2 separate regions of the Homo sapiens genome follow, and region 2 is linked to region 1. Evidence: read pairs that join two places in POLR2A ChIA-PET (ENCODE). Cell type or tissue: A673. All regions are shown on one strand. Links, peaks and the distances in the headings refer to the core of each region. The heading gives the core; the rest is flanking DNA.

Region 1 (16,030 bases), core at 5,252-9,251:
ACCTTTTTCAAACTATTAAATAAAATTGAAGTAAATACTTCCAAACTCATTCACTAGACCAGCATTATTCTGATATCAAAACCGACAAGGACACAACAGAGAAAGAAAACTAAAGGCCAATATCCCTGATAAACATAGTTTCAAAAATCCTCAACAAAATAATAGCAATCAGAATCCAGCAGCATATTAAAAAGATCATTCACCATAATCAAATGAGATTGATCGCAGAAATGCACGTCTGGTTCAATATATTCAAATCCATAAATATGATCAACAGTCAGTGAATCACTTTAACAGAATGAAGAAAAAAATCATATGATTATTTCAAATTAGGCATAGAAGGTAAATTCCTCAACACAGTAATAGCCATATATAACAAACCCATAGCTAACATTATACTAAATATGGAAAAGTTGAAGGCTTATCTTTTAATATCCAGATTAAGACAAGGATGCTAATTTTCTCCACTTCTAATTTAGCATTATACTGGAAATCCTAGGCAGAGCAATTAGACAAGAGAAAGAAATAAAAGGCATCTAAATAGGAAAAAAGAAAATCAAAGTGTTCCTTTTGGTAGACAGCATGATCTTATATAGAGAGAACCCTGAAGACTCAAACCAAGAAATTGTTAGAAATAATAAAAAAAAATCCATAAAGTTGCAGGGTACAGAATCGACATACAGAATTAGTAGAATTTCTTTAAAATAATAGTGAGCTATCTGAAAAAGAAATCAAGAAAAAAATTCCATTTATAATGGTTACAAAAAAGACATGTAGGAATAAATATAGCCAAGGAGATGAAATTTCTCCACAATGAAAACCATGCAATGCTGATGAAAGAAATTGAAGATTACACAAATAAATGAAAATATATCTTTTGTGTCTATAAATTGGAAGAATTAATGTCATTAAAATATTCATACTACCCAAATTGACTTACAGATTCAATGTAATCCCTATCAAAATAACCAGTGACATTCTTCTCAGAAATAGAAAAACAATTCTAAAATTTATATAGAACCACAAAAAACCATCAATAGCAAAAGCAATCTTGAGTAAAAAGAACAAAGCTGGACGCATCACACTACCTTACTTAAACTATACTACAAAATTTGAGTTACCAAAACAGCATGTTACTGACATACAGACTCATAGACTAATGGAACAGTACAGAGAACCCAGAAATTAATCCACGTATCTACAGTCAACTAATTTTTGACAAAGGGGCCAAGGAAACGTACTGGGGAAAGGATAGTCTTTTCAGTAAATAGTTCTGGGAAGATTGGATATCCACATGCAAGAAGAATAAAACTAGACTCGTATCTCTCATCATATACAAAAATCAAAATGGATTGGAGACTTAACTGTAAGACCTGAACTATGAAACTACTAGAAGAAAACATAGGAGAAATGCTTCAAGACATTGGTCCGGGAAGACATTTTGTGAATTAATTCTCAAAAACACAAACAACACAAGAAAAAAACATATGGGGTTATATCAAAATTAAAAAGCTTCTGTGCAGTGAAGGAAACAATTGACAGAGTGAAAAGACAACCTACAGAATGAAAGAAAACATTTGCAAAGTACTCATCTGGCAAGGTTAATATCGATAATATATAAAAACTCAATAGCAAAGAAACAAATAATCTGACTTAAAAATGGGCAAAATATCTGAATAGACATTTCTCAAAAGAAGACATAGAAATGACAAACAGGCATATTTTTTAAAGTGCTCAACATCATTAACAATCAAAGACATGCAAATCAAAACCGTAATGAGATATCACCTCACTCCAGTTAGAATGGCTATTATAAAAAGACAAAAGATAACAAGTGTTGGTGAGGATGTAGAGAAAATGGAATTCTCACACACTGTTGATATAAATGTAAATTTAGATACTCATTATTAAAATAATATGGAGGTTCCTTAAAAATTAAAAATAGAACTATAATATGGTCTAGCAATGCCACTGCTAGATATATATCAAAATGAAAATCAGTATGTCAAAGAAATATCTCCATCCCCATATTTATTGCAGCACTACTCATAATAATCAGGATATGGAATCAATCTAAGTGTCCATCAATGGAAAATGGATAAAGAAAATATGGTATGAATACACAATGAAATAATATTTAGCCATAAAAAATAAAACTATGTCATTTGCAGCAACATGGATGGAGCCGGATGACATCATATTCACTGATATAAGCTAGGCACAGAAAGACAGATCTGGCATGATCTCACTTATATGGGGAATCTGAAAAAGTTCATCTCATGTAAGTGGAGGATAGAATTGTGGTTACCAAAGCCTGGAATGCCTAGGGAGAAGGGGGAGTTGGGGAGACATTGGTCAATGAGTAAACAGTTATAGTTAGATAGGAATTAGTTCTAGTGTTCTATTACACAGTAGGGTCACTATAGTTAACCATAATGTATAGTTTCAACTAGCTAGAAGAGAGGATTCTGAATGTTCTCACCACAGAGAAATGATAGATATTTAAGGTGATGGATTTGCTAATTACCCTGATTTAACTATTAGCCAATATGTACATATATTAAAACAGCACAATATACCTCATAAATATGTACAATTATTGTGTCAATTAAAAATAAAATAAAACTACACAAATAAAAATAAAATAATATACACCATAGTCAATCATCTTCTCCTTTTAAGATTTTTTATTCAAGTTTGAAAAAGCCTTTCCTAGCCTTAAATTTAAATATGGCATATTATTTTTTCCCTGCAGAGGTCTTTCACATGCTTGTATTTTTTTTGGGGGGGGGGCAGCTATTGTGAAAGGGGTTGAGTTCCTGATTTGCTTCCCAGCTTGATCTGCTGTATAGCAGAACTACTGATTTGTGTACACCAATTTTGTATCCTGAAACTTTGTTGAATTCATTTACCAGTTCTAAGAGCCTTTTGGATGAGTCTTTAGGGTTTTTTAGGTATACATTTATCATATCATTAGCAAGCAATTTGGATGCCCTTTTTTATCTTTCTCTTGTCTGATTGCTCTGGTAAGCACTTCCTTTCTATGCAGAATTGAAGTGGTTAAAGTGAATGCGTATCCTTGTCTTGTTCCAGTTCTCAGAGGGAATGCTTTCAACTTTTTTCTGTTCAGTACAATGTTGGCTGTGGGTTTGTCATAGATGGCTTTTATTACCTTCAAGTATGTCCTTTCTATGCCAATTTTGCTGAGGATTTTAATCATAGAGGAATGCTACATTATGTCAAATGCTTTTTCCGCTTCTATTGAGACGATCATGTGATTTTGTTTTTAATTATGATGTATCACATTTATTGACTTAAGTATGTTAAACCATCCCTGCATCCTGGGTATGAAACCCACTTGATCATGGTGGATTATCTTTTTGATATGCTGTTGGATCCAGTTAGCTAGTATTTTGTTGAGGATTTTTGCATCTGTGTTCATCAGGGATATCAGTCTGTAGTGTTTTTGTTTGTTTGTTTGTTTGTTCAATATGTCCTTTGCTGGTTTTGGTATTAGGGTGATACTGGCTTCATAGAATGAATTAGGGAGGATTTCTTTCTCAATAGGATTGGTACCAATTCTTCTTTGAATGTCTGATAGAATTCAGCTGTGAATCTGTCTGGTCCTGGGCTTTTTTTTTTTTTTTTTTGTGGGCAATTTTTTATTACTATTTCAATCTTGCTGCTTGTTATTGGTGTATTCAAAATTTCTATTTCTTCCTGGTTTAATGTAGGAGGGTTGTATACTTCCAGAAATTAATCCATCTCCTCTAGGTTTTCTAGTTTATGTGCATAAAAGTGTGCATATTATTCTTGAATAATCTTTTATATTTCTGTGGTATTAGTTGTAATATCTCCCATTTCGTTTCTAATTGAGCTTATTTGGATGTTCTCTCTTCTTTTCTTGGTTAATCTCACTAATGGTCTATAAAGTTTAACTTTTCAAAGAACCAGGTTTTTATCATTTTTATTTTTGTTGTTTCAATTTTATTTAGTTCTGCTTTGATCTTCATTATTTCTTTTCTTCTGCCAGGTTTGGGTTTAGATCGTTCTTGTTTCTCCAGTTCCGTGAACTGTGACCTTACATTGTGTATTCATGCTTTTTAGATTTTTTGATGTAAGCATTTAAGGGTACGAACTTTCTCAAGTACTGTCTTTGCTGTAGAATTTTTAAATTTCCATCTTGATTTTATTGTTGACCCAATGATCATTCAGGAGCAAGTTATTTAATTTCCATGTATGTGCATGGTTTTGAGTGTCCCTTTTGGTATTGATTTCTAGTTTTATCAACTGTGATCTGAGAGAGTAATTGATATAATTTTGATTTTCTTAAATTTACTGCAATTTGTTTTGTGGCATAATGTATGTTCTATCTTGGAGAATGTTCCATGTGCTGATGAATGGAATGTATATTCTGCAGTTGTTGGGTAAAATGTTCTGTAAATATGTGTTAAGCCCATTTGTTCTAGGGAATAGTTTAAGTCCATTGTTTCTTGGTTGACTTTCTGTCTTGATGACCTGGCTAGTGTTGTCAGTGGAGTATTACAGTCCCCCAATATTATTGTGTGGCCATCTAATTTGTTACATCTGTTAGTAATTGTTTTATACATTTGGGAGCTCCAGTGTTTGGTGCATATATATTTAGAATTGTGATGTTTCCCCACTGGAAAATATCCTTTTATCATTATATAATGTCCCTCTTGGAAAACCATAAAACACTGTTGAAAGAAATCATACACAACACAAACAAATGGAAACTCTTCCCATGCTCATAGATGAGTAGAATCAATATTGTGAAAATGACTATACTGCCTAAGAAGTCTACAAATTCAATGCAATTCCCATCAAAATACCACCATCATTCTTCACATAACTAGAATAAACAATCCTAAAATTCATATGGAACCAAAATGAGCCCCCATAGCCAAAGCAAGTCTAAGCAAAAAGAACAAATATGGAGGCATTACATTACCCAACTTCATACTATAAGGCTATCATCACCAAAAACAGCATGGTACTAGTATAAAAAATAGGCATATAGACCAATGAAACAGAATATAAAACCCAGAGATAAAGCCAAATACTTAAAGCCAACTGATCTTTGACAACCAAACAAAAGCATAAAACGGGGAAAGGACACCCTATTCAATAATTGGTGCTGGGATAATTGGCAAGCCACATGTAGAAGAATGAAACTGGATCCTCATCTCTGACCTTATACAAAAATCAACTCAAGATGTATTAAAGATTTAAATCTAAGACCTGAAACCATAAAGATTCTAGATGATAGCATTGGAAAAACCCTTCTCGACAATGGCTTAAACAAAGATTTTATGACCAAAAACCCAAAGCAGATGCCACAAAAACAAAGATAAATAGATGGGCCTTAATTAAACTAAAAAGCTTCTGCACAGCAAAAGAAACAATCAACAGAGTAAAAAGACAACCCACAGAGTGGGAGATAATCTTTGCAATGTATACATCTGACAAATGACTAATATCTAGAATCTATAAAGAACTCAAACAAATCACCAAGAAAAAAAAAGCAATCCTATCAAAAATTGGGCTAAGGACATGAATAGACACTTCTCAAAAGAAGATATATAAATGGTTAAAAGGCACATGGAAAAATGTCTAAGATCACTAATGATCAGGGAAATGCAAATCAAAACCACAATAGATACGACTTTACTCCTGTAAGAATGACCATAATAAAAAAAAATAGATGTTGGTGTGGATGTGGTGAAAAGGGAAGACTCTTACACTGTTGGTGGGAATATAAAGTAGTACAACCACTATGGAAAACAGTGTGGAGATTCCTTAAATAACTATAAGTAGATCTACCATTTGATCCAGCAATCCTGCTACTGGATAGCTACCCAGAGGAAAAGAAGTCATTACACAAAAAAAGATACTTGCACGCCCATGTTTATAGCAGCACAATTTGCAATTGTAAAAATATGGAATCAGCCCAAATGCCCATTAATCAATCAGTAATGAAAATGTTATCTATATCTATCTATCTATCTATCTATCTATCTATCTATCTATCTATCTATCTATCAATCTATCATCTATCCATCCACCCACCCACCATGGAATACTACTCAGCCATAAAATGGAAGGAAATAACAGCATTCACAGCAACTTGGATGGAACTGGAGACCATTATTCTAAGTGAAGTAAGTCAGGAATGGAACACCAAACATCATATGTTCTCTCTTACAAGTGGGAGCTAAGCTATAAGGATGTGAATGCATAAGAATGATACATTGGACTTTGGGGACTCAGGGGAAAATGTAGGGGGTGGGGAGGGATAAAAGACTACACGTTGGATACAGTGTACAGTGCCCTGGTTACTGGTGCACCAAAATATCAGAAATCAGCAATAAAGAACTTAAGCAAACACCACCTATTCCCCAAAAACCGATTGAAATAAAAAACTTAAATGATAAATAAATATGGCCTACTAGTTTTTGAAAGATCTTATATGCCAATTTGTCACATTATTGTGTAGAGTAAAAAAGGGATTTGTTACAGTCTTATTTCAGCAAAATTCCAAGTGCTCCTAAGTGAGATGATAATCAAAAGAAAATATTCATTAGGAAAGAAGTATCTCATACATTAAATTTTAAACATATGTGTAGCTAAACTTTTCTTTGAAACTCAAATATGTATATTTCTGAGACAGCAATCTCAAAAGAGTATGAACAAACATTTGTCTCTTTGAGATACCATACAGCAGGGAGTGTAGAAGACCACATAAGACAAAGATTACATTCTCACATTTTGATTTTTTTTTTGACCGGATTTGACCTTTCCCTTTCACAATATTGGACTCAATAACCTTGCTCCTCTCTCTGTCCATGAACTGTTGGCTTCAACAATTCTTGCGCTATGGAATCCTGCCAGCACTGCAGGAGGGCTGGAGTACAGAGGCAAGGTTCCAATGTCTAAATTAGGGCCAGTTACTTCCAGAAGAAAATTCACAGCTCTTGCTGGGGGTTGCTTGCAGGGAATTTTTCCAGAGAAAGTGTGTTTGTAAAAGTATGGAAGTGGTCTGTGAAGTATATAGACGCAGTCTCAGGGAGAAAAGAGGGGTGGGAGATATTACTTGAATTGATCATCTTGGACCTAAGAAGGATCTCAGGCCTGAGGGATCAGAAATAAACACAGTTGTTCACAAACTTGGAGCAGCTCTCTAGCACCTTTTTATTTTCAGAAAAATACAATTTTTAACAAAGATTCTCCCTGAGCTTTCAGTTTCAAAAATATTTTCCCCTGGAGATAGGAATAAGAGAAGTCAATTGTCTCTGTATGTTGCCCTGCTTGTTTCCTTCCTTCCTTCCTTCCTTCCTTCCTTCCTTCCTTCCTTCCTTCCCTTCCTTTCTTCTTTCCTGTCTCTGTAGCTGTCACAAATTCTTACATGTTAACTCTTCCCTACATCCAAAATTAAGAGGAAAATAATTATTAAATAAAAATAATTTCTTCTTAACAATAATCCACTTTTCTGGGTTCACCTAAATTCACCTTTCAGTTTCTAGGGCTGAATGTTTACCAGGTGTTGTTACTTCTTAGCTGTGTGTTTTTGCAGATGTGTACACTGCAGTTTTTTTCTGTCACTGGACCTTGATAAAAGAGGACTCCAGAGGCCTAGGGGCTTACCTTTTAGAGTTGATTATGGGTTCCACCATTATACTTTTACTTAGCCTTTCAAACCACATCGACAGTCTTAGATAATTAAGTAACTTTCCTTTGTAAACCTGGGCTTTTAAGCATTAACCTCCACTAATATTAGATTAGGAAAGGGTAAATAAAACACTTTTATTTATTTTTCAATATACACTACAATTTGTCTCACACAATTGTCTTTCAAATTAATTTTCCCAATATTTTGGAGAACCATATTTTTAACCTGACATGTTCTTGGCCTAGTCAGAGAAGAGATAAGTTTATTGCTTACATAACCATGTGAATCAGACATGGAAAATACATATTAAATTATTTAATTCATTCTTCTGCCAATATTATATTATTCCCTAAAGTCCATTCCTCTATTTTTTAGACTTGTTATGTAATTTACTAACCCGGTTTAACTAACATTTCTTATTTTCCTTATTCATTAATTGATACAGATACATTTTTCCAGTCAATGTAATTTTCATTAATATTTGCTGACTAGATAAAAGAAAACATTAATATTGCCTTTTATTTTTATAGTAATTCTCTGTATATACACATAATTTTTTAAAATTTGTGCCATCAATGACATATTGTTGTACCTATTATATAACTGAGAAAATTAGGGTACAAAGAAATTGTGGAACTTCTTCAAAATGATATAGTGAGTGACTTATCCAATGTGGACTAAATTCTATAATTTTAAAATTCAAAATGACAACGGTCTTACAGAACAATGAAAATAAAAAAAAGTTGAAAAACTTATTAAACCCAACTGTGGATAAGCAATCCATGCACTGTAGTAATAACATACATTATTTTATTCAATACTTAAAACTGTCCTGTTAGATAATATTATAATTTCCACTTTGAGGATGACTCTAGTTCTGGAAGTTCATGTAACTTTTTGAAGGTTGAAATTCTAGTATTGAAGAGCTTCAGGCAGCCAGACAGAACACTATATTAAACTGAAAATGAATCTTATTTTTCTATGTTCCATATTATTTTGCAACAATATCTTTAAGTTTATTTTTTCTTATATTATGCTAAAGTTTGTACGTTGAAGAAAGAGTCTAAGAAGTGACAATGTATAAACATTTCAAGATTCTGGATATGTGCTGTCAATTTTTTTCAAATAAATTCAATCAATTTATACTATCTTTAATATTTAGATTTTTCTCATAACATTATCAAATATTATTAACATGTAAAGTTATATAATTGTTACATAAAATGTATTTATTCATATTTTTAATTGCATACTTTAGAGTACTGGTAAGTTTCAATTTTTGAATAGCTATTCATTATTTTTTTGCTTTTCAGGAAAAATCATCTTTTCATTCCTGTGCTTGTGGAACATCTCAAATACTGGGGGTTTCTTATTTATTTGCCAGAGCTGTACACCTATTAAAAACATTAGCACTTGCTCTATCATATTTTAATAAATACTTTTCTCAGTTTTTCACTTTTCTTTTTAATTTGTAAGAGTTTCAAAATTGTGTGTCAACATATATTGATATTTTTCTTTCTCATATGCTTGATAAGATTGCAGAATCTTCCACCATCTAGATTTGATTAATAGTCACACTTATTTTTGCTTGTCTATGCTGTTGTTTTTGTCAGCTTAATATTCTACTTATTATTGGAAGCCGTGAAGAATCTGAATTATTCTTGCAATTAATCAATACATTAAACATCATCATTAATAATTAAATTTGGATACATTTATGCATATTATTTTTTCATCATGTTTATGTAATAGAACTGGATAGTTTCCTGGCAATGTATTAACTAGAATTAAATCATCTTCGTATTTTTTCTTGTTGGCATAATGATAAAATTGTAGTATTTCATTATTGCCTGTTTTTTACTAGACTATTGGTTCCATAATCAGTGATTGTGTATTTGCTGTTTTCTGATATTGTCTATGGTACTTGAACCATAGTGGTACTCAAGATAAATATGTGTACAAATATGTGTATGTTTGTGTGTGTGTGTGTGTATACATACATATACATTTATAAACATATAGGTATATATCTGTTAGACATCTATATGTATGTACACATATATGTATTCATATATATGTGTATATATACACACTTTTACTGTTCAGACTGGTCAATAAAAAGAGCTAATACTGTAAAAATGCATAAAGTATTTTTAAAGGATTTCTATGCAATGTCATTCTGGTATTTATGGGTTATTTAAAAAAGAGAATAGTATGAACACATGCTTAAAGGGCTTTGCCATGCATCCTCTCACTCCATCCCTGAAAGTGACAAATTGGTCTATTCTGCTTTCCTACCTGTCCTGCAACTTGCTAATTCTTGCCTTCTCCAATAAGCTTATCTATATTGGCAGAAACTGAAGAATAACCTTAAAACTGGCACTTGTTTTCTGTATGTCAGAGACAGATGAAGATAATATTTCCTTTACATACAGCTACCAACTATCAGACTCTCTTTTGCATTTTTATGCTTACCCTTCATTCTTTTTAGAATCCATTTCAGATTCTGTTGTTAACAGCATGATTATTTTAATTTCTGAGATTCTCTGTGGAACCATTTTAAAAGAATCTGCAACCTTCTCATTCTCTCAACTCAATGATAGCTTCTGAAGTCTTTGTATTCACGTGAAATCATTCTGAAAAATGCCCATGTGTTTGAAACAATGTTCATTGATTTAGATTTTATTTATATCATGTTCACTTAACAAAAGGATTTCAGAATTCTTATCATTGTTGCTACCTGCTGATCACATCAGGAAAGAGCTGTGTAAGGAGCTTTCTCAGTTTTATTTTATTATTATACTTTAAGTTCTGGGATACATGTGCAGAACATGCAGGTTTGTTACATAGGTATACATGTGCCATAGTGGTTTACTGCATCCATCAATCCATCATCTAGGTTTTAAGCACCACATGAATTAGGTATTTATCCAAATGTTCTCCCTCCCCTTGCTCCCCACTACCTGACAGGCCCTGGTGTGTGATGTTCTCCTCCCTGTGTCCACGTGTTCTCATTGCTCAACTCCCACTTATGAGTGAGAACATGCAGTGTTTGATTTTCTGTTCCTGTATTACTTTGCTGAGAATGATGGTTTCCAACTTCACCCATGTCTCTGCACAGGACATGAACTCATTCTTTTTTATGGCTGCATAGTATTTCATGGTGTATATGTGCCACATTTTCTTTATCCAGTCTAACATTGATGGGCATTTGGGTTGATTCCAAGTCTTTTCTATAGGGTATAGTGCTGCAATAAACATGTGTGTGCATGTGTCTTTATAGTAGCATGATTTATAATCCCTTGGGTATATACCCAGTAAAGGGATTGCTGAGTCAAATGGTATTTCTGTTTCTAGATCCTTGAGGAATTGCCACACTGTCTTCCACAATGGTTGAACTAATTTACACTCCCACCAACAATGTAAAAGCTTTCCTATTTCTCCACATCCTTGCCAGCATCTGTTGTTTCCAGACTTTAATGATCACCATCCTAACTGGTGTGAGATGGTATCTCATTGTGGTTTTGATTTGCATTTCTCTAACGACCAGTTATGACGAGCTTTTTTTCATGTTTGTTGGTCACATAAATGTCTAAGAAATGTCTGTTCATATCCTTCACTCACTTTTTGATGGGGCTGTTATTTTCTTGTAAATTTGTTCAAGTTCCTTGTAGATTCTGGATATTAGACCTTTGTCAGATGAATAGACTGCAAAATTTTTCTCCCGTTCTGTAGGTTGCCTGTTCACTCTGATGATAGTTTCTTTTGCTGTGCAGAAGCTCTTTAGTTTAATTAGATCCCATTTGTCAATTTTGGCTTCTGTTGCAATTGCTTTTGGTGTTTTAGACATGAAGTCTTTGCCCATGCCTATGTTCTGAATGGTATTGCCTGGGTTTTCTTCTAGAGTTTTTATGGTTTTAGTTCTTACGTTTAAGTCTGCAATCCATCTTGAGTGAAATTTTGTATAAGGTGTAAGGAAGAGGTCCAGTTTCAGTTTTCTGCATATGGCTAGCCAGTTTTCCCAGCACCATTTATTAAATAGGGAATCCTTTCCCCATTGTGTGTTTTTGTGAGGTTTATTGAAGATCAGATGGTTGTAGATGAGTGGTGTTATTTTTGAGGCCTCTGTTTTGTTCCATTGGTCAAACATCTGTTTTGGTACCAGTACTATGTTGTTTTGGTTACTGTAGCCTTGAAGTATAGTTTGAAGTCAGGTAGTGTGATGCCTCGAGCTTTGTTCTTTCTGCTTAGGATTGTCTTGGCTATATGGGTTCCTTTTTGGTTCCATATGAAATTTAAAGTCTTTTTTTTTCTAGTTCTGTGAAGAAAGTCAATGGTAGTGTGTCCGAAATTTATTCCTTCCAGTGGGTTCTTGGTCTCGCTGACTTCAAGAATGAAGTCGCGGACCCTTGCGGTGAATGTTACAGTTCTTAAAGATGGTGTGTCCGGAGTTTGTTCCTTCAGATGTTCAGATGTGTCTGGAGTTTCTTCCTTCTGGTGGGTTCGTGGTCTCGCTGACTTCAGGAGTGAAGCTGCAGACCTTCGCAGTGAGTGTTACAGCTCTTAAGAGTGGTGCGTCTGGAGTTGTTTGTTCCTCCCAGTGGGTTCGTGGTCTTGCTGATTTCAGAAGTGAAGCCGCAGACCTTTGCAGTGAGTGTTACAGCTCTTAAAGGTGGTGCGGTCCCAAAAAGTGAGCAGCAGCAAGATTTATTGTGAAGAGCAAAGAAAAAAGTTTCCACAGCATGGAAGGGGACCTGAGAGAGTTGCCTCTGCTTGCTCAGGTGGCCAGCTTTTATTCTTTTATTTGGCCCCATTCACGTCCTGCTGATTGGTCCATTTTACAGAGTGCTGATTGGTCCATTTTTACATAGTGCTGATTGGTGTGTTTACAATCCTCTAGCTAGAATCTATAAATCACCTTTGGCAGTATTGCCATTTTCATGATATTGATTATTTCTATCCATGATCATGGAAAGTTTTTCTATTTGTTTGTGTCCTCTCTTATTTCCTTGAGCAGTGGTTTGTAGTTCTCCTTGAGGAGGTCTTTCACATCCCTTGTAAGTTGTGTTCCTAGATATTTTATTTTCTTTGTAGCAATTGTGAATGGGAGTTTGACCTGATAGCCTTTCCAGTGATCAGAAACTGATTCATTATGTTCCCTAGTAGACTAAGAGGAGGGCAGAGATCCAGCTGATAAGAAGACCAAAAAAGAAATTTACCCTCTCTCACATGCTTCCTTTCCTACTTTATTGAAATGAATACACCTACCCACAGTTCCATAAGAATTGAAAATGAATTTTCCGTGCCTAATCACTTATTAAAAATAATTAACTAGTGATTTTTTAAAAAAATTGACAAAAAATCATATATTTTTATGTTAGCTCATGATTTGTGATACATGGCAAGCTAATGCAATATGCACATAAGCATTACCCCACATATCTTTTTTGTGATGAGAACATTTAAAATATACTCTCAGGAAATTTCAAGTACACAATATATTGTTATTAACTATAATTACTATGCTGAACAATAGATCTCCTAAACTTATTTTTCCTAACTAATTTTATATTTGATTATCAATATCTTCCCAATCTCCCAATGAGTTCTTTTTAATTACACATTTTTGTGGATACAGAGAGAAGAAGTTGAATAAGAGTGTGAAATGTTGGGCTGAGCACAGTGGCTGAAGCCTGTAATTCCAGCACTTAGGAAGGCTGAAGCAGAAGGATTGCTAGAGGCCACAAGCCTGAGACCAGCCTGGGTAATGAAGGGAAACCCTGTCTCTACAAGCTTTTTTAAAAATATTTTATGTATTTATGTATTTATTTATTTATTTATTCATTTATTTATTTATTTTAACGTTAGCTCGGCATGGTGGCACATGCCTGTATTTCCAATTGCTTGGGAGGCTGAGGTGGGAGGATTGCCTGAGCTTAGAAGGTTGAGCCTACAGTGAGCCATGATTGTTGCCAATGCACTCCAGCCTGGGAGTCAGACCCTCCCTCAAAAAAATAAAAAATAAAAAAGGTGAAAAGTTTAAATCCACCCATGTCTCTTAATGTGTATGAAGATATGCAATCTATCCTTACGGAAAAGATGCGAAAAGCTTTACCCAGACAACTGTCTTACAGAAAAGATGTGTGCATAAAGAAGGACTCTGGATAGGAGATGCTAAGGCTGTGCTTGAAGAAACTCTAAGACTTTAAAACACTGATCTTCAAGTAAGAATCTTCAAATGAGCACTGAGATAACTGAGGTGCCAGTGAGCCCTAAGGGGATTGTCAGCATATTTTTACCTCTTCATCAAATATCTAAATTCAAGGTATCATAAATTGCTATGGCATAGTCACTGATAAATATAGACAGATTATAAATACTATTCATCTAAATAATATCATTGGATTCAATGAAGAACTGCCAGCACTCTATAAATGCATACGTATATGAACAGAACTCCTTCTTTTTCCAATTCAATGCATAGCTTAAAAATTTACAAAGCTTATCTTTGATGTCTTCCTTCCCCCATCCCCTGCCTAGCTCCAAGTGCTGAACTCTGACTGCCCAAAGTAGACATTCTGATGCTTCAATATCTGTGCTAGTGCCAAATTTTTCATACCCCATGCCATCTTTACTAAAACTCTTGTCCTACATTTAATGCCATTTGGTATTTATATTAGCAAACCAACTGTAGTGTGCAGTTATTAGGTACTATGCATTAAGCTACAAACTTAAATTTCTTATGTCACTTGATCCTCACAGCAATTATTCAAGCAGGTCTGGCTTTTTACCTACAGATGAGAATAAAGAGTGTTAGAGATTTGATTATTTTGCCTAAGATAACAGATACAGGTGCAGTGGCTGAACTTAAACCCAAATCTGTATGGTTTCAAAGCTAATACTATTAATCACTTCCGGTAAAATAGTATATTACTGCAAATCATAGGATTTCATTCATTTTTATGATTGAGTAGTTTTCCATTGTGTACATATATCACATTTCTTTTCTCCAGTCATCTATCGTTGGACACCTAGGTTGATTCCATATCTTGGCTACTGAGAAGAGTGCTACAATAAACATGGGCATGCAGATCTCTATTTGATATACAATTTCCTTTCCTTTGCATAAGTTCCCAAAAATGGGATTGCTGAATCACGTGGTAGTTCTATTTGTAGTTTTTTTGAGAAGCCCCCATACTGTTCTGCATAGTGGCTGTACTAGTTTACATTCTTACCAGTAGTGTATTGAGATTTCCCTTTCCTGCCCATCCTCACCAGCATTTATTATTTTTTGTCTTTTGGATTATAGCCATCCGAACTGGGATGAGATAATACCTCATTGTGGTTTTGATTTGCATTTCACTGATGATTAGTATGTTGAGTATTTTTTCCATGTACCTGTTTGCCATTTGCATGTCTTCTCTTGAGAAATGTTTATTTAGATCTTTTGTCCATTTTTAAATCAGATTATTTGGTTCACTGATATTGAGTTGTTTGAGTATCTTATACATTCTGGATATTAACCCCTTGTCAGATGCATAGTTTACAAATATTTTCCTCTATTCTCTAAGTTGTCTCTTCACTCTGTGGGTTGTTTTCTTTTCTGTTCATAGCTTCTAAGTTTGATGCAATTTCATTTGTCTATTTTTGCTTTTGTTGCCTATGCTTATGGGGTCTTAGCTAAAAAATCCTTGCTGAGACCAATGTCATGAAGCATTTCCTCTATGTTTTCTAGTATTTTTGTGTTTGGGGCCTTATATTCGGATCTTTGATCCATTTTGAGTTGATTTTTGTACAGGGTGAGAGGTAGGGATCTACTTTAATTCTTTTGTGTATGGATATCTAGTTTTCCCAGAACCATTTATGGAAAAGTCTCTTTCCCCAATGAGTGTTCTTGGCATCTTGTTCAAGAATCAGTTGGCTGTAGATTCATGGATTAATTTATTGGTTCTCTATTGTGTTCCATTGTTTTTGAACTGGTGGTTATTATGTTAGATGGAATAAGCCAGGAACAGAAGGTTAAGCACTGCATGTTGTCATTTACATGGGGAAGCTAAAAAAGTTGATCTTATAGAAGTAAAAAGTAGAATAAAGGATACTAGAGGCTGGGAAGGATAGAGAGAAGGGAAGAATAGGGAGACGTTTCTTAAAGGATACAAAATTATAGCTAGATATGAAGAATAAGTTCTAACGTTCTATAATACTGTAGGATGACTACAGTTAGCAATATTATATACTTTTAGACAGCTTAAAGGAGAATATTGACTGTTTTCAACACAAAAAGTGATAAATGTTTGAAATGATGGATATGCTAATTACCTTGATCTGATCACTACACAT
Region 2 (16,030 bases), core at 5,229-9,228, 1.2 Mb after region 1:
ATTATTCAAGATTGGTCAGGGGCTGTGGCTCATGCCTGTAATCCCAGCACTTTGGGAGGCTGAGGTGGGTGGATCGTTTGCAGTTCCTAGGATGGGAGTTCGAGACCAGCCTGAGCAACATGGCAAACCCCATCTCCACTAAAAATACAAAAATTATCCGGGCGTGGTGGCACGTGCCTGTAGTCCCAGCTATGGGACGCTGAGGCATGAGAATCACTGGAACCCAGGAGGTGGGTGTTGCAGTGAGCAGAGATTGCACCACTGCACTCCAGCCTTGGCGACAGAATAAGACTCTGTCTCAAAAATAAATAATTTTTAAATATATATATATATATATATATGTTAAAGATTAATTGAATAAGAAATGGGAAAAATTGAAAAGACTAAGTCGAGTCACTCCTTTTTTTTAATTTTAAGTATGTCACACTATTTCAATTAAAAAATTGTACTTATTTTAAATATAGCTTACCTTTATATTGTATGTTTAGAATTTTACCCCTTTGTTCATTTACAAATAAACATTTATTAAATATCCACTCTGGACTAGGCAATGAAGTAAATAAAACAATTTCTCACCGCAATGAGCTCATATTTTAGAAGAGAAACAAGTAAACAAAAATATAATAAAATATGTAAAGCATAATAATAAAGACTTCACAAGATCAGAGATGGCTCAACAAAGGATAGGATAACTCTCAGGGGAGTTAATGGACAAAAATGAATAGAACGTATCAGTCAGCCTTGGTAGTGAAGAAAATTCTGGGAAGGAAATGAACCATATGCATAAAGCCATGGACACATGAGCTAACATGAAGTATCCTAAGAACTGCAAGCCATGTGAAATAGTTGGAGCATGTGGGAAGGAGGTAGATGATGAGGTTGCAGAGCATGCCAGGGCCATGGTCACAAACAGTTCAAATGCACTGTTAGGAAACAGCCAGCTCCATGGGCATGGGACTTATGCAACTGCACAGGGCCCCACATTTAGAAGCACTCTATACTTAGTTTACTGCTCTGCTATTACTATCTTGAAGGTTTTACTTTTTGAACAAGAGGCCCTGCACTTTTATTTTGTACTGGGTCCCACAATCTATGGCCCTCCTCATGTTAAAGATTTTTATTTTATTTTATTTTATTTTATTTTATTTTATTTTATTTATTTTATTTTATTTTATTTTATTTTAATTTTTTTTTGAGACAGAGTCTTACTCTGTCACCCAGGCTGAAGTGCAGTGGTGCGATCTCTGGTGGAGATCGCTGCAACCTCCACCTCCCAGGTTCAAGCGATTCCTATGCCTCACCCTCCCAAGTAGCTGGGACTACAGGTGTGTGCCAGCATACCTGGATAATTTTTGTATTTTTAGTAGAGATGGGGTTTTGCTGTGTTATTCAGGCTGGTCTTGAACTCCTGACCTCAAGTGATCCACTTGCCTTGGCCTCCCAAAGTGCTGGGATTACAGGCATGAGCCACCATGCCCAGCCAAAGATTTTAAATAGTAAGTATTTCCGGAAAAAAAAATGAACAACAAAACCTAATCCTCCTTAGACTATTTGTGACTGTTTGACTTTAACCAGTGTCAATCACTACAGATGAATGCCAATGATTCTCTAAAGAAGGAAGATAAATTTCTAAAAGACTGCTCCTGACCAAACTAATTGAGGAAACCAGCTAGTTGAGTGTGTTTCTTGGCCTTCATGCTGATTCTTGCTCACACTCAGGTTTGAAAATATCCTCCAGTTCAGTACTCTACAAACTTCTAAATATTTTCTGGGATTATCTTTATAAAAACACATCTGTTAAAGAGCACACATAAAATCATTCAGCATTCCATTTGAGAATAAAACATACATTTTGTTCTCAGCCTCCTAACTCAACCCACTTTCCACTTTCCACTTAGAATCTTAAGCAACAACACATAAAGTTATAGATGAACTTTTGTTTACAATGTTGTACAATGGTTTACATTATTGTTTATCTATGGAACAACAAGTTGTGAACTTGCTGAAACTATTCAAAATTCATTTACCTTCTCCTATTTTAACAATGAAAGTCCTCAGTCCAAGAAACAATGCTTAATTCACCCCAGATGTCATTTTAAAATGACTACAAAACACTGCTGAAAGAAATCAGAGGTGACACAAATGGAAAAACATTCCATGTTCATGGGTTGGAAGAATCAATACCATAAAAATGGCCCTACTACCCAAAGCAACTTACAGATTCAGTGCTATTCCTATCAAACTACCAACGTCATTCTTCACAGAATTAGAAAAATCTATTCTAAAATTCATATGGAACCAAAAAAGAGCCTAAATAACGAAAGCAATCCTAAACAAAACAAAAAAAAAAACAAAGCCAGAGGCATCACACTACTCAACTTCAAACTATACTATAAAGCCACAGCAACCAAACCAGCATGGTACTGGTACAAAAACAGACACAGAAACCAATGGAACTGAATAGAAAACTCAGAAATAAAGCTGCACACCTAAAACCATCTGATCTTTGATAAGGCAGACAAAAACAAGCAATGGGGAAAGGACTCCCTATTCAGTAAATGGTGCTAAAATAACTGACTAGTCATATGCAGAAAATGAAATTGGACTCCTACCTTCCACCACGTACAAAAATTAATTCAAAATGGATTGAAGATTTAAATGTAAGACCTCAAACTATAAAAATTCTGGAAGACAGCTGGGCACAGTGGCTCATGCCCGTAATCCCAGCACTTTGGGAGGCTGAGGTTGGTGGATTACCTGAGGTCAGGAGTTCAAGACCAGCCTGCCCAACAGGGCACAACCCCATCTCTACTAAAAATACAAAAAATTAGCCAGATGTGGTAGCAGGCTACCTAATCCTGGCTACTCGGAAGGCTGAGGCAGGAGAATCGCTTGAACCCGGGAGGTGGAGGTTGCAGTGAGCCAAGATCACACGCCACTGCACTCCAGCCTGGGTGACAAGAGTGAAATTCTACCTCAAAATAAAATAAAATTCTGGAAGACAACCTAGAAATAGTCTAGTTGACATAGCCTTGGCAAAGAATTTTTGGCTAAGTTCCCAAAAGCAATTGCAACAAAAACAAAAAATAGACAACTGCAGCCTAGTTAAACTAAAGAGGTTCTGCACAGCAAAAGAAACTATCAACAGAGTAAACAGACAATCTACAGAATGGAAGAAGATGTTCATAAACTCTGCATCTGACAAAAGCCTAATATCCAGAATCTACAGGGAACTTAAACAATTCAACAAACAAACAACAAATAACCCCATTTTAAAAATGGGCAAAGGACAACAGACACTTCTCAAAAGAAGACATACATACCAGTGGCCAACAAACATGAAAAAATGCTCAGCATCACTAATCAGAGAAATGCAAATCAAAACCACAGTGAGATACCATCTCACACTAGTCAGAATGGCTACTATTAAAAAATTAAAAAACAACAGATGCTGGCCAGGCTGCTGAGATAAGAGAACGCTTATACCTTGTAATGTATACACTTATACCTTGAAATGTAAATTAGTCCAGCCTGTGTGAAAAACACCTGGAGACTTTTCAAAGAACTTAAACAGAGCTACCCTGCAATCCCATTACTGGGTATATATCCAAAAGAAACAAATTGTTCTACAAAAATATACACACACTTGTATGTCCATCACTGCACTATTCACAATAGCAAAGACATGGACTCACCCAGGTGTCCATCAATGGTAGATGGGCTAAAGAAAATGTATATTTTCTTATATGCCATGGAATACTATACACTATGGAATATTAAGCAGCTGTTAAAAAGAATGAAATTATGTCCTTTGCAGAAACATGGATGGAGCAGAAGGCCAAAATCCTAAGCAAATTAATGCAAAAACAGAAAACCAAATACTGCATGTTCTCATTTATAAGTGGGAGCTAAGCAATGAGCACACATAGACATAAATATGGGAAAAATAGACACCAAACTACTAGACCCTACTAAAGGGTAGAGTGGGGAGAGTGGGTTAAGAAACTACCTATGGGGTACTATGCTCACCACCAGGGTGATGGGATTGGTATTCTAAACCTCAGCATCACACAATGTACCCAGGTAATAAACCTGCCCATATACCCCCTGTATCTAAAGTAAAAGTTAAAATTTTTTTTAAATGAATGAATCCATTCCCAATGTTTCCTTTTATTTGAAATATCACATTTATTCAACTCACCCTCTGATTCAGTAAAAATATATCATTTCTCTATATGTATTATTCTCAGCAATTTTTCCACCACAACCCTAGATCAACAAAGATGGTGTTTTAATTTTTCATTTTCTTTGGTTTTTAATTGAAATATAAAAGGTATAAAGTGCACAAATCTTAAGCATACATATTTATATCATGTATACACACATACACACACATATACACACGCTAATGTAATCACCAGGCAGATCAAGATAAAAATATTTCTAACACCCCAGAAAGATGTTTCTTATCCCTTCTGAGTCAATACTTCCCCAGAGTTAACCACTTCTTCTGACTTCTATTACCATAGAATAATCTTTCCTACTCTTGAACTTCATAAAAATGGAATTTGGATACATTTTATTCATTAATATGTCTGTGCAGTTTCTTCCTGTTGTTTATAGCAGTAGTTTATTCTTTTTGATTGCTGTATAATTTATTAATTTGTCCATTGTGCTGTTAATGGATATTTGTATTATTGAGCCCAGTTTTGAATACCCAGGCACTGTTCAAGACTATGCAGGTAAAAGGAGCATAAGGCAAGGTTCTTGATGCCAGGAACTTATAACCTAGATAAAGCATAATGAAAATACATATGAAAACCTGGCTACAACTTAACAGTCTACACACTATGCTATCTTCAGTATCTTGTGTCTTCAGCTCTGAGGCATGCATACATCTTGTCAAAAACATTCCAACATATCATTCCCTGTTGTCTTTCTTCCTTCAATCCACTCTCCACTTCACCTCTCCAATGCACATACACACATACACACATCTGAATATCAAATGTACTTTGAAATAATAACAGATTCTCTTCAGAAGAGAGTGCAATGTGTTCTTTAAAATTTACTCTGTGTCCCAGGTTTAGTGCGGTGCACTTTAAAAGCTATTGATTGTTAAATGCAGAATTATTGGTCAATCTTTCAAAAGACTACTTAATTTTCTGCTTTTAAAAGATAAAACATGCCATTTTGAATTAATATAGGAACTATACACAGAAATCAGCAGAAATCTAGTTGCTGTCAAGTTTATACACAAATGTCATAAAACAAATATTTTCTAAATACGTAATTTTCAATGTCTATAATTTAAACCACTCAGCATATGCAATGTGACCTAAAGTGGATTACTTAAGCTAAACTGTAACCTGAGTGTTATCCAGATTAAATGACATACTGGTGTTCTATTCAGGAAGCCCATACTCCAAAGTTTGTGCTAAGAGAGCTGTTCCTTTTTTCTTGATCAGTAACCAATGCTTTGCTAATTTGAATATGCAATATCAGAAATAGATGTCTCTAAGGGGTCTGTTAACTAATAAGTGGTCTATTAATAAGTTTATTATTAACATGAAGTAAGACTTTGACTCTCTTGATGGAACTTTTAAAATGTAAATTGACTAAAATTATTTTAGAGACATTCTCTACCTTTAAATTAACCAAATAAAGAACCCAAGTGTTGGCCGAGCATGGTGGCTTATGTCTATAATCCCAGCATTTTGGAAGGCCAAGATGGGAGGATCACTTGAGGCCAGCAGTTCAAGACCAGCCTGGTCAACATAGCAAGACCCCGTCTCTATTGTAATTTATTTTAATTTATAAAAAAAGAACCCAAGGAGGCCTGCACCCTGCACCTTTTATCCTTAGGGAAGAAACCCAAATACTCTTCTGTCAAGCTGTGAACTCTTGTTTCCTGATGAACCCATCAGAAACAAAAGACATGGAGACCACTAAGCAAACGTTTAATAAATAAGCAATCTATAAGGATAGCAATCCTGCCTCTGGAATCTGGGCACTAGTCTTGAGTGAACTCTCACTGAACCATAGTACCTTTTGAAGGATTGAGAACTGAGGTGGTCCTGAGCCTACAGAAAAGCCTGCATGAAGTGTTACTTGATACTTGGGCCCTTCTTCTTGACTTTAGCAATTCATTTAGAGAGCATGAGAGTATAATTTTATATGGTATAATGTAGTATAGTAAGGAATACTATTAATAATAGCTAGTACATACTTTAAAAGTATTCACCATGTGTCAGCACTGTCCTATGCCAGGATCAGCAAACTTTTTCTTTAAGATAATAAACATTTTAGGCTTTATGGACCAAAAGGCAAAATTGACGATATTATGTAAGTACTTATACAACCACTTCAAATGCAATCATTTAAAACATTTTATTTTAATTCTTAGTTCATGGATCACTAAAAAAAAAAAAAAAAAAAAAAAACAAAACAGGCTGCTGGATTGATTTGGCTCATGGGCCATAGTTTCTGTTCTCAGAACTTTACATATATTAACTCATTTAATCTTTTCATCCACCTATGAAGTAGGTACTATTGAATCCCTATTTTAGGAATAAGGAAATTGAAACAAAGAGAAATTTGGTTAATTCCTGATATCAGACAACTGTATCCTATTAGTATAAATAGTAGAGTCTAGTATACGGGAAATTGTTTTCTCTACGTGCATTTCCTTCTTTTGAAAGCCCATATATAATACTTTTTTTGTCCACAGTAAAAGACACATTGATTGGAATGTTCCTCTTGTTAGATAATCTCTCTTTCTGACCTCAAAATGCTAGGCCTCTTGGAATCATGCTGGGGGCTACAGTACATAAAGGTATGGGAAAGAAATCTAGCCTTTTCTTTATGCCCTTACCAACCTTTCATAAGCCTCCTTTAACTTCTTCATTTTATCAGCTAAGGTACAAAGAGCCAAGGTCAGACATTTGGTGACAATCAGGCAGAAGGAAAAGAGTAAAGAGGACCCTATTCTCTTTAGAGCTGGCATTTCCTCTGTAAAATAATAAAGCTTTTGTGAAGAGCCTCCCAATGCAAATAACAATACAACATTCATATTCCCAGATGGCACACTGCAGTCATTCATCTTTATGTAACCGGATGGATGATTAGTGTGGGTTAGCAATTGAAGCTAAATTATCTGTCAGTTTGTCTTTAGACCTTGCTGATAACATCAGCCCAATATTTGTAATAACTGATGACATGCACTTATGCATAGAAGAGAAGATTAAGCTTACTGTCTCTAAAAGGAAACGTCAAAGACAAAAAACACAAAGATGGCTTTGGGTCCCAAGCTTCTGGCATCAATGAAAGGCTCTTACTGGCCAACATTCTGAAAATGGTACATGCTTTTTCTGGCTAATGGCACAATGATTCTCAGATGGGTGTCATTTTCTCTGGCTCTTTAATCAGGAGCAAAATCAAGAGGAAATAGCTTTATTATGTGTAGCTTCAAATCAGACAGCCCTTCGCTAGGTAATCATCACTCTGGGAACATTTCAAAACATTACAGATTTGAACTTTCCAGTATTAGGAACATCCTTATTTGGCAAGTCCAGATAATAAGGGTCCTGGTCAAATTATGGACAGTATTCTGGGTATGATAGTGAGTTTCTCTATGAGGATTTCAAACTATAAAACATTCCAGTTCATTAATAACTAGTATGACTTGGAGGCGAGTGGATCACTTGAGCCCAGGAATTCAAGACCAGACTGGGCAACATGGCAAAATCCCGTCTCTACCAAGAAAAAAAAAGTTAATAAAAATAAAAACTAGTATGACTTGAATGTTTAGGACAAAAACAAAGCACAAGGTGCCATAGTACAGTACAAAACTCAATGACACTTTCTGTCTAAAGATATAATTAATACTAAAATTATACTAAAACAAGATATGCTTTAGGATTCAGCTGATCAGCAAGATTAGCAAAACAAATTGTTATATGGTAAATGTATGTGACTATTACTTAATAGAATCATATTAACCTGCTATGTTTTAGATCAGAAACAATCGAATCTTGGCAATTTCATACTTTCCAACCTACTATAAATTAACAGATTTCTAACGTCACGTATGGAATGGTTGTTGTGTTTTTCTTAAAATTAATTTGCTATGGGAAGCTTTCTTTATCTTGATACTTTGAAGTTAGAGCCTTAAGACCTGGAACTCCTAATATCTTACCTAGAAGAAGCCACGTTTGCTTTCCAAGTTACTTTTGTGATTTCCCTGGTGATCGGTGGCAGCTTGCTCTCTACGTTTGCAGCTTCTGCTTGCTGCTGAGTGATAGGAGATGAATGATGAGGAGGCACCGTGTGAGCTTTCTTGCTGAGCACCACTAGGAGCCACTGAGACTCCACAGCCATGTGGCCTCTGAAGAGCTAGGCTCTGTGACACACTTGGCAGACTGGAGCTCACTGGTGGGAAATACCAATCTCCATTGTTGCTGCCTGTGGAAATTGTACACTAAATGGCAAAATGGGAGTGTAGTACCCCTCCGTTATGCATGCAGATTCACTTAAACAAATTATACTTTAAATATAGCATCAATCGTATTATTAAATAACATATATGCTTCTTCCATTCTGGTAGATAATAAGAATTTAAGTGAGGTTTTTAAAGCACACAAAACAAAAGTTATTTTAACCAAGCACAGAAAGGTAAATACCATATTATCTCAGTTTTATGTGGAATCTAAAAAAGTTGAACTTATAGAAGCAGAGAGTAGAACGGTGATTTCTAGGGGCTGGGGGAAGGGAGGAGCAGGATTGGGAATATGTTGGTCAAAGGGTCAAGGGATAAAAAATTTAAATTAGTTAAGGAGGAATAAGTTCAAGAAATTTATATGGTACTACACATAGTCAATGACAATGTGTAGTAGACTTTAAAATTGCCGAGAGTAGATTTTAAGTGTTCTTACTACACGAAAAAGTGTGTGCAGTAATGCATATGTTAATGAGTTTTAGTCATTCTACAATGCATACATATTTCAAACCATGATACTGTTAACCATAAATACACATAATTTTTATTTGTCAATTACAAAATAAAAATTTTGAAGTTATTTTAAGACCCTTTAACAAATTTTATTAAATGCCTACTCTGTCCCAGACTCCGCCAGTCCCTTTCTCATATGTCATCTCTTTCTTTCTACAACTCATCGACAACAGGGTAAGGGTTAGAACCCAAGTTTTTGAACCAAACATGGGATACCAAAGTGCCACACTGGCTTTGTGACCTTAATTGGAAATCTTTCTCAGGGCTGTTTGGTAGGCATTATGCAATATGTTTTGAACCAATTTGCTAAAACCGAGAACCAGAACAGTTTGCTTTTAATTTCTTTCAGAGACATTGTGTGGAATTAAAAGTTCCTGCATTGAACACAATGAGACTTTTCACTTTGGCAGTGAGTATACACAACCTCAATAGGGGCTGTCCACAGTGACTATTTTCTTTAGAAGGAGAAACAAGCCAAAGTTAATGATAACTCCCTCCTAAACAGAACTAAACTGAACCACCCAGCTTAACTTCCCTAGGGAGAACCTGCGTCATATTGAACACAAATATTTACCTAGATGGACTTGAAAAGGAACCCAAGACTCCTTCCGGGTGTGGATTACCAACCTACATAAAAGAGCTGGGCACTCACAATGCAGCCATAATGACCAGGCTGAAGACTAGTCACTGAAATGGCAATTCAATGTTCTGATGTGGCACTAAGTTATAGTTTATATAAATATTATGTAACTAAATAATAGAAAATAGGAAAAAAAATATATGTAGAAACAAGCCAGCAAGAATTTCACTAAACTTTTCAGTCCTTTATTATAGTACTGGGAATTATCTAGGAACTCAACTTTACTGGGTAAATTCCGCAAAGACATGTTTGCATCATCCCTGCCTTTATAATGAGAAGCAGTAATAGACATGATGTGTATACCACATAATGTAATTCCGTAATAAGTGTGCTACAGGGAAGACGAGGCTGGGTCACAGGCCTTGAAGAGCCTAACAATGGATGACCTGCCACTTCACAGAGCTGTGGGAGATCTGGCCCTGCCACAGCCTCCGGAGGCCATGGAACCCCTGACTAGTGCTCAAGTCTTGCTTATTAGGAAAGGTATACCTGCAGTGTCATCACAGACCCTGTAAGATGCTAAAAAATAAATTAAAACCACCTGCACCTCCTTAGAGTACAACTCCCGCAGGATTGGCTACCTAACTTGCAGGGCACAGTGAAAAATGAAAATGTGGGGATTCTTATTCAAAAAGAAAAAAAAAAGCCATTTTTTCTTTTTTTCTGAAGTCTTTTTCTCAACCTGTCATGGTGGGTTTTTTTTTGTTTTTTTTTTTTTTGCCATTTAATGTCCTGCTTCTTTGAGCACAGAGACACTCACTAGGCAAGTACAGATCTTCATAGGCGTGAAGTCCCCAACTCTCTCCAACCTCTCCAACTCAGCACATGGGGTTTGCACACCTGCCTCTGACTCTCCTCAAATCTGTACCCAGCCCACCGTGGTGGGGACATATGGGGACAGTGATCTCCAGGCAGAGGCAGGGGAATGAGCAGCTGAGAACCTGTCCCTGGGAGAAGCCTCATGACAAGAAGCAGGACCTTGTGTGAAGCAGGCTCCAAGACCTTCTACACCCTCTATGGTCCCATCAGACATCACTTATAAAACACAAATTTAAAGATAAAATTAAGAAAATCAAGATGGTGACTGCATTTCATAAAACCCAAGTGTAGAACGAGCACATAGCCCAGTACAACCACACAGGCCATGCCCAAGAAGACAGAATATCTGGCTAAACCCTGAAGGTTTCTCAGAGCACTTACTTGCTGAAGATTAGCTATTCTGTTTAGAAATTAATTGGTCACTGATGTTAGTCTAACTAAAAGGAGCAAAGGGACACTGTCCAAAAAAACTCCTAAAGCAAAAATGCCAGCCAATGTGCCCCAGAGCTACAAAGGTAGCTCTCCTAATTTTGAATTTACCAGTAAATAAAATGAGTTCAGGGATCTAAAATCTTAACCTTGGGTGCCGGAATTTGTAATGATCATTAGGATGAACTTTTAAGTAGAAAAACTCCGAGTTTCTTAGTTGAGAAGCTAAAGTCAAAGTAGTTAATGAAAGAAAACTAATGAGATAAACAGTACAGAAGCTACGAAATAATGGAAATTCAAACAGACAAATAGGGGTTATCTTATCAGCTGGGCCAAGAAACCAGAGGGTCAGAGAAGCAGCTCTGGATGCCTGGAAAATAAAATGTTAAGAATAAGAAAGAAAAATGCAAGCACCATAACAGCCTTGAATTCTGAGCTAGGAATGGGACAAAAATTCAGATAAGCTTAAAAAGAACAATCATGGGTCTTGCATTTTTAGAAATAGTTCACATGTCATCCTCAATGGATTATAAAGCTCAAAAATAACCCAGAACTCTTGACACTGAAACTACAGAACTGAGATATTAGTTTAAGTGTTTTAAGTTGGATATCATGCCTAATTGTCAAGACCACCTGCTGAGGTTTGGGTGCGGTTTGCCTACATCAGAACTCATGTTGAAATTTTATTCCCAGTGTGGTAGTGATGGGAGGTGGGGCCTAGCTAGGAGGTGTTTGGCTCCCAGCGGTGGATCCTTCATGGATAGATTAATGATCTTTTGAGAATGAGTTCTTCCTCTTGTGGGACTGAATTAATTACCAAGACAGCAAGTTGCTCCTCCCTGTGTTTGGTCCCTTTGCGCTCACCCTGCTCCACCTTCTGCTTTCTGCCATGAGTAGAAACAGCTGAGGCCCTCAACAGATGTGCTGCCCAATCTTGGATTTCCCAGCCTCTCCAGAATCTTGAGCCAAATAAACTTTTCTTAATAAATTACCCAGTCTCGGGTATTCTGTCATAGCAACACTGAATGGAATAAGACACCACCCTTCATTAACTTCATTTTGCATGTGGGAAGCCAGAGCTTAAAATGGGTACCTGGCCCAGAGTCTCATAAGTGGTACACAGAAACAGAGCCTAGTGTGACTCAATCAGCCTGCCTCTGTGTCTGCACTACTAGTCTCTACATTTCCTCATACTCACAGCACAGACTGCTTTGTATGGCCTTAAGAGGCACAAGAAGCATTTGTTAAGCCTTGTGTCCTGATTTTTGAATTGGCAATTGTAATCACTAAAACACAAGAACTTAAACAATGAAGCTAATGAAAAGCAGAGGATTCAAAGAAATTTTACTTCTCTTTTCTCTCTTCTTTCTACACTAACTATTCCTCTTAGCTTTTCTAAGCCCCCATGTCCTATTTGTAAAATAAAAATAATAAAGTTTTCCTCTTAATATTATTTTGGGGATTAAAGCAGATAATATATATAGATTGTTTAGCACAGCACTCAATAAAACTTACCATTATTAATACACAATTAGTTTTAATACCACTGTTAGTAGCGATTTGGGCATGGAAAAAATTTGTTGAATGTTCTTACTTTTAGCAAGACTAAAAGTAAGAAAAAGCAGAGCAGTATACTGAGGTGGGTCAAAGAAAATTACAAATTGTGGACTTAATGATAATTAAAACCTGCATTGTGCTATAAATATACAAAGAAGCAAGCCAGACACAGTGGCTCACGCCTATAATCCCAGTACTTTGGGAGGCGGAGGCAAATGGATTGCCTTGGCCCAGGAGTTCGAGACCAGCCTAGGTGACTTGGCAAAACCCTGTCTCCACAAAAAATACAAAAAAATTAGCCATGCATGGTGGGACATGCCTATAGTTCCAGCTACTTGAGCCCGGGAGGCAGAGGTTGCCGTGAGCCATGATCACACCACTGAACTCCAGCCTGGGTAAAGAGACCCTGTTTCAAATATATATGTAAAATAAAACATATGTATAAAGAAGCACACTGAATGTGTTTTATTATCTAGGCTATATTCTCCTGATTCTTTCTGGGGCTCCACTTATCCCATATAGGACGAATTTATTAGTCATACAGAAAGGAATCCAATGGAAGACCTATGTCTCAGTGTACTAGGATCCAAATGTTGCCAATTTATTACCTCTAAAATTTATTCATGAAAAATTTCACATCAATTGGTTTATTTTATATTTTACTGCTCACAATCTATAAATGGTTTAGGATTCATATTTTACTACTTCACAATCTATAAATGGTTTAGGATTCAGTTTCATCCTTTTTTTTTTTTTTTTTTGAGACAGTCTCATTCTGTCACCCAGGCTGGAGTGCAATGGCATGATCTCAGCTCACTGACACCTCTGCCTCTTGGGTTCAAGCGATTCTTGTGCCTCAGCCTCCTGAGTAGCTGGGATTACAGGTGCAAGTCACCACACCTAGATACTTTTTTGTATTTCTAGTAGAGACAGGGTTTTGCTATGTTGGCCAGGCTGGTCTGGAACCCCTGACTTCAAGTGATCCACCTGCCTCGGCCTCCCAAAGTGCTGGAATTACAGGCGTGAGCCACTGCACCCAGCCCAGTTCCATCATTCTTATATTTTACTTATCATCTCACATGAGTAAAAGTTTGATCTTTTCCAATTTCTGGCACAGTAAAACACAAAAGAGGATGTTTGAAACAGGTTTAATTTGTTAATTTAAGGCTATGAAACACTTCCTAACATTCCCTTAGTGAACTTTTTTTCTGATCCCTACTAGTTCGACTTCTTTTAGTTTAGAGGTTTTAGTCCTCAAGAGAAAACACATCAACGAAGAAACCTAGCAAGAATCCTACTGAATACTAAGCTATACCTGCTGTCCAAGCACTACAGGCAACACATGCCAAAGGACTAGCAGGTAAAAAAAGAAATCATCTTGGCAGGGGTAATGGACCCTGATCATCAATCAGGAAGGATGCAAAATTGCTGTTACACAAAGAGAGCAGAAAGGAGTAAGGTTGGCACCCAGATGATCCTCTTGAGCTTGTCTTAATGTTCCCTTGCCTAATTATGATGCTGATGATGATGCAGCAAGAACTCCTGAAAAGGGAGATTGAACTCCTTAGGGTTGAGAGTCTGGACCTCTCACCAAGTAATTCCCATAGATCAGCCAAAGGTGAAGGGAATTTTGAATGGTTAGCAGAGGAGGGAGGTAATGAGTATCATTTGTGGCCTTGAAGCTAACTGCAGTGGTGGGGCAATAGTTTCTCTCACTAACCAGTCTCTTTAAGCCTGCCTCAGGAAAACAGGCCCACCAGAATCCTATAGGAACTGGCCCCAGAATTCATTTGAAGTACAACCAAGCAGTATAAGGAATGGGCCAACATGAATGCAGTGCTACAGTCAGATTCTCCCTGCAAGATTGAAACATGTATCTCCCCAGCTCAAGAGAAGGTTGTAGAGTGTCAGTCCTCCTTGGGAATTGCCTCAGCTGAAGAGGACCTCATCCCAAAATCATGCCTCCTTCCAGGCACACCACATATAAAGACCACTTAGGCAGTATGGCCATTTTCACGATATTGATTCTTCCTACCCATGAGCATGGAATGTTCTTCCATTTGTTTGTATCCTCTTTTATTTCATTGAGCAGTGGTTTGTAGTTCTCCTTGAAGAGGTCCTTCACGTCCCTTGTAAGGTGGATTCCTAGGTATTTTATTCTCTTTGAAGCAATTGTGAATGGGAGTTCACTCATGATTTGACTCTCTGTTTGTCTGTTACTGGTGTATAAGAATGCTTGTGATTTTTGTACACTGATTTTGTATCCTGAGACTTTGCTGAAGTTGCTTATCAGCTTAAGGAGATTTTGGGCTGAGACAATGGGGTTTTCTAGATATACAATCATGTCATCTGCAAATGGTAATTTATAGATTCATTGCCATCCCCATCAAGCTACCAATGACTTTCTTCACAGAATTGGAAAAAACTACTTTAAAGTTCATATGGAACCAAAAAAGAGCCTGCATCACCAAGTCAATCCTAAGCCAAAAGAACAAAGCTGGAGGCATCACACTACCTGACTTCAAACTATACTACAAGGCTACAGTAACCAAAACAGCATGGTACTGGTACCAAAACAGAGATATAGATCAATGGAACAGAACAGAGCCCTCAGAAATAACGCCGCATATCTACAACTATCTGATCTTTGACAAACCTGAGAAAAACAAGCAATGGGGAAAGGATTCCCTATTTAATAAATGGTGCTGGGAAAACTGGCTAGCCATAGGTAGAAAGCTGAAACTGGATCCCTTCCTTACACCTTATACAAAAATCAGTTCAAGATGAAGTAAAGACTTAAATGTTAGACCTAAAACCATAAAAGCCCTAGAAGAAAACCTAGGCATTACCATTCAGGACATAGGCATGGGCAAGGACTTCATGTCTAAAACACCAAAAGCAATGGCAACAAAAGACAAAATTGACAAATGGGATCTCATTAAACTAAAGAGCTTCTGCACAGCAAAAGAAACTACCATCAGAGTGAACAGGCAACCCACAAAATGGGAGAAAATTTTCACAACCTACTCATCTGACAAAGGGCTAATATCCAAACTCTACAATGAACCCAAACAAATTTACAAGAAAAAAACAAACAAGCCCATCAAAAAGTGGGTGAAGGATATGAATAGACACTTCTCAAAAGAAGACATTTATGCAGCCAAAAAACACATGAAAAAATGTTCACCATCACTGGCCATCAGAGAAATGCAAATCAAAACCACAATGAGATACCATCTCACACCAGTTAGAATGGCAATCATTAAAAAGTCAGGAAACAACAGGTGCTGGAGAAGATGTGGAGAAATAGGAACACTTTTACACTGTTGGTGGGACTGTAAACTAGTTCAACCATTGTGGAAGTCAGTGTGGCGATTCCTCAGGGATCTAGAACTAGAAATACCATTTGACCCAGCCATCCCATTACTGGGTATATACCCAAAGGAATATAAATCATGGTGCTATAAAGATACATGCACACATATGTTTACTGTGGCACTATTCACAATAGCAAAGACTTGGAACCAACCCAAATGTCCAACAATGATAGACTGGATTAAGAAAATGTGGCACAT

Evidence for each region. ChIA-PET counts read pairs that join two places held together with the same protein. Peaks named below come from ENCODE experiments on the same cell type or tissue, not always from the same donor. Only the 100,000 strongest peaks of a DNase experiment are listed, where the experiment ranks them.
Region 2: POLR2A ChIA-PET joins it to region 1 with 12 read pairs; 1 of 35 experiments calls an interaction of 5 or more read pairs at or near these places.

What each region holds. Positions count from the first base shown.
Region 1 is chr6:80,865,507-80,881,536 of GRCh38, forward strand. No RefSeq gene overlaps it. Among named protein-coding and RNA genes, the nearest start is that of BCKDHB, 770 kb to the left of the region's middle. In A673, for the core only: no CTCF peak of the experiment used is centred there; DNase peaks (open chromatin) are centred at 6,915, 7,265 and 7,635; H3K27ac peaks cover 3,395 bases.
Region 2 is chr6:82,077,558-82,093,587 of GRCh38, forward strand. The region is part of intron 1 of LINC02542 (long intergenic non-protein coding RNA 2542); the gene reads right to left. All of the region lies in intron 3 of LOC107986617 (a long non-coding RNA gene), which reads left to right. Among named protein-coding and RNA genes, the nearest start is that of LINC02542, 16 kb to the right of the region's middle. In A673, for the core only: a CTCF peak has its summit at 8,334; DNase peaks (open chromatin) are centred at 7,274 and 8,364; H3K27ac peaks cover 2,485 bases.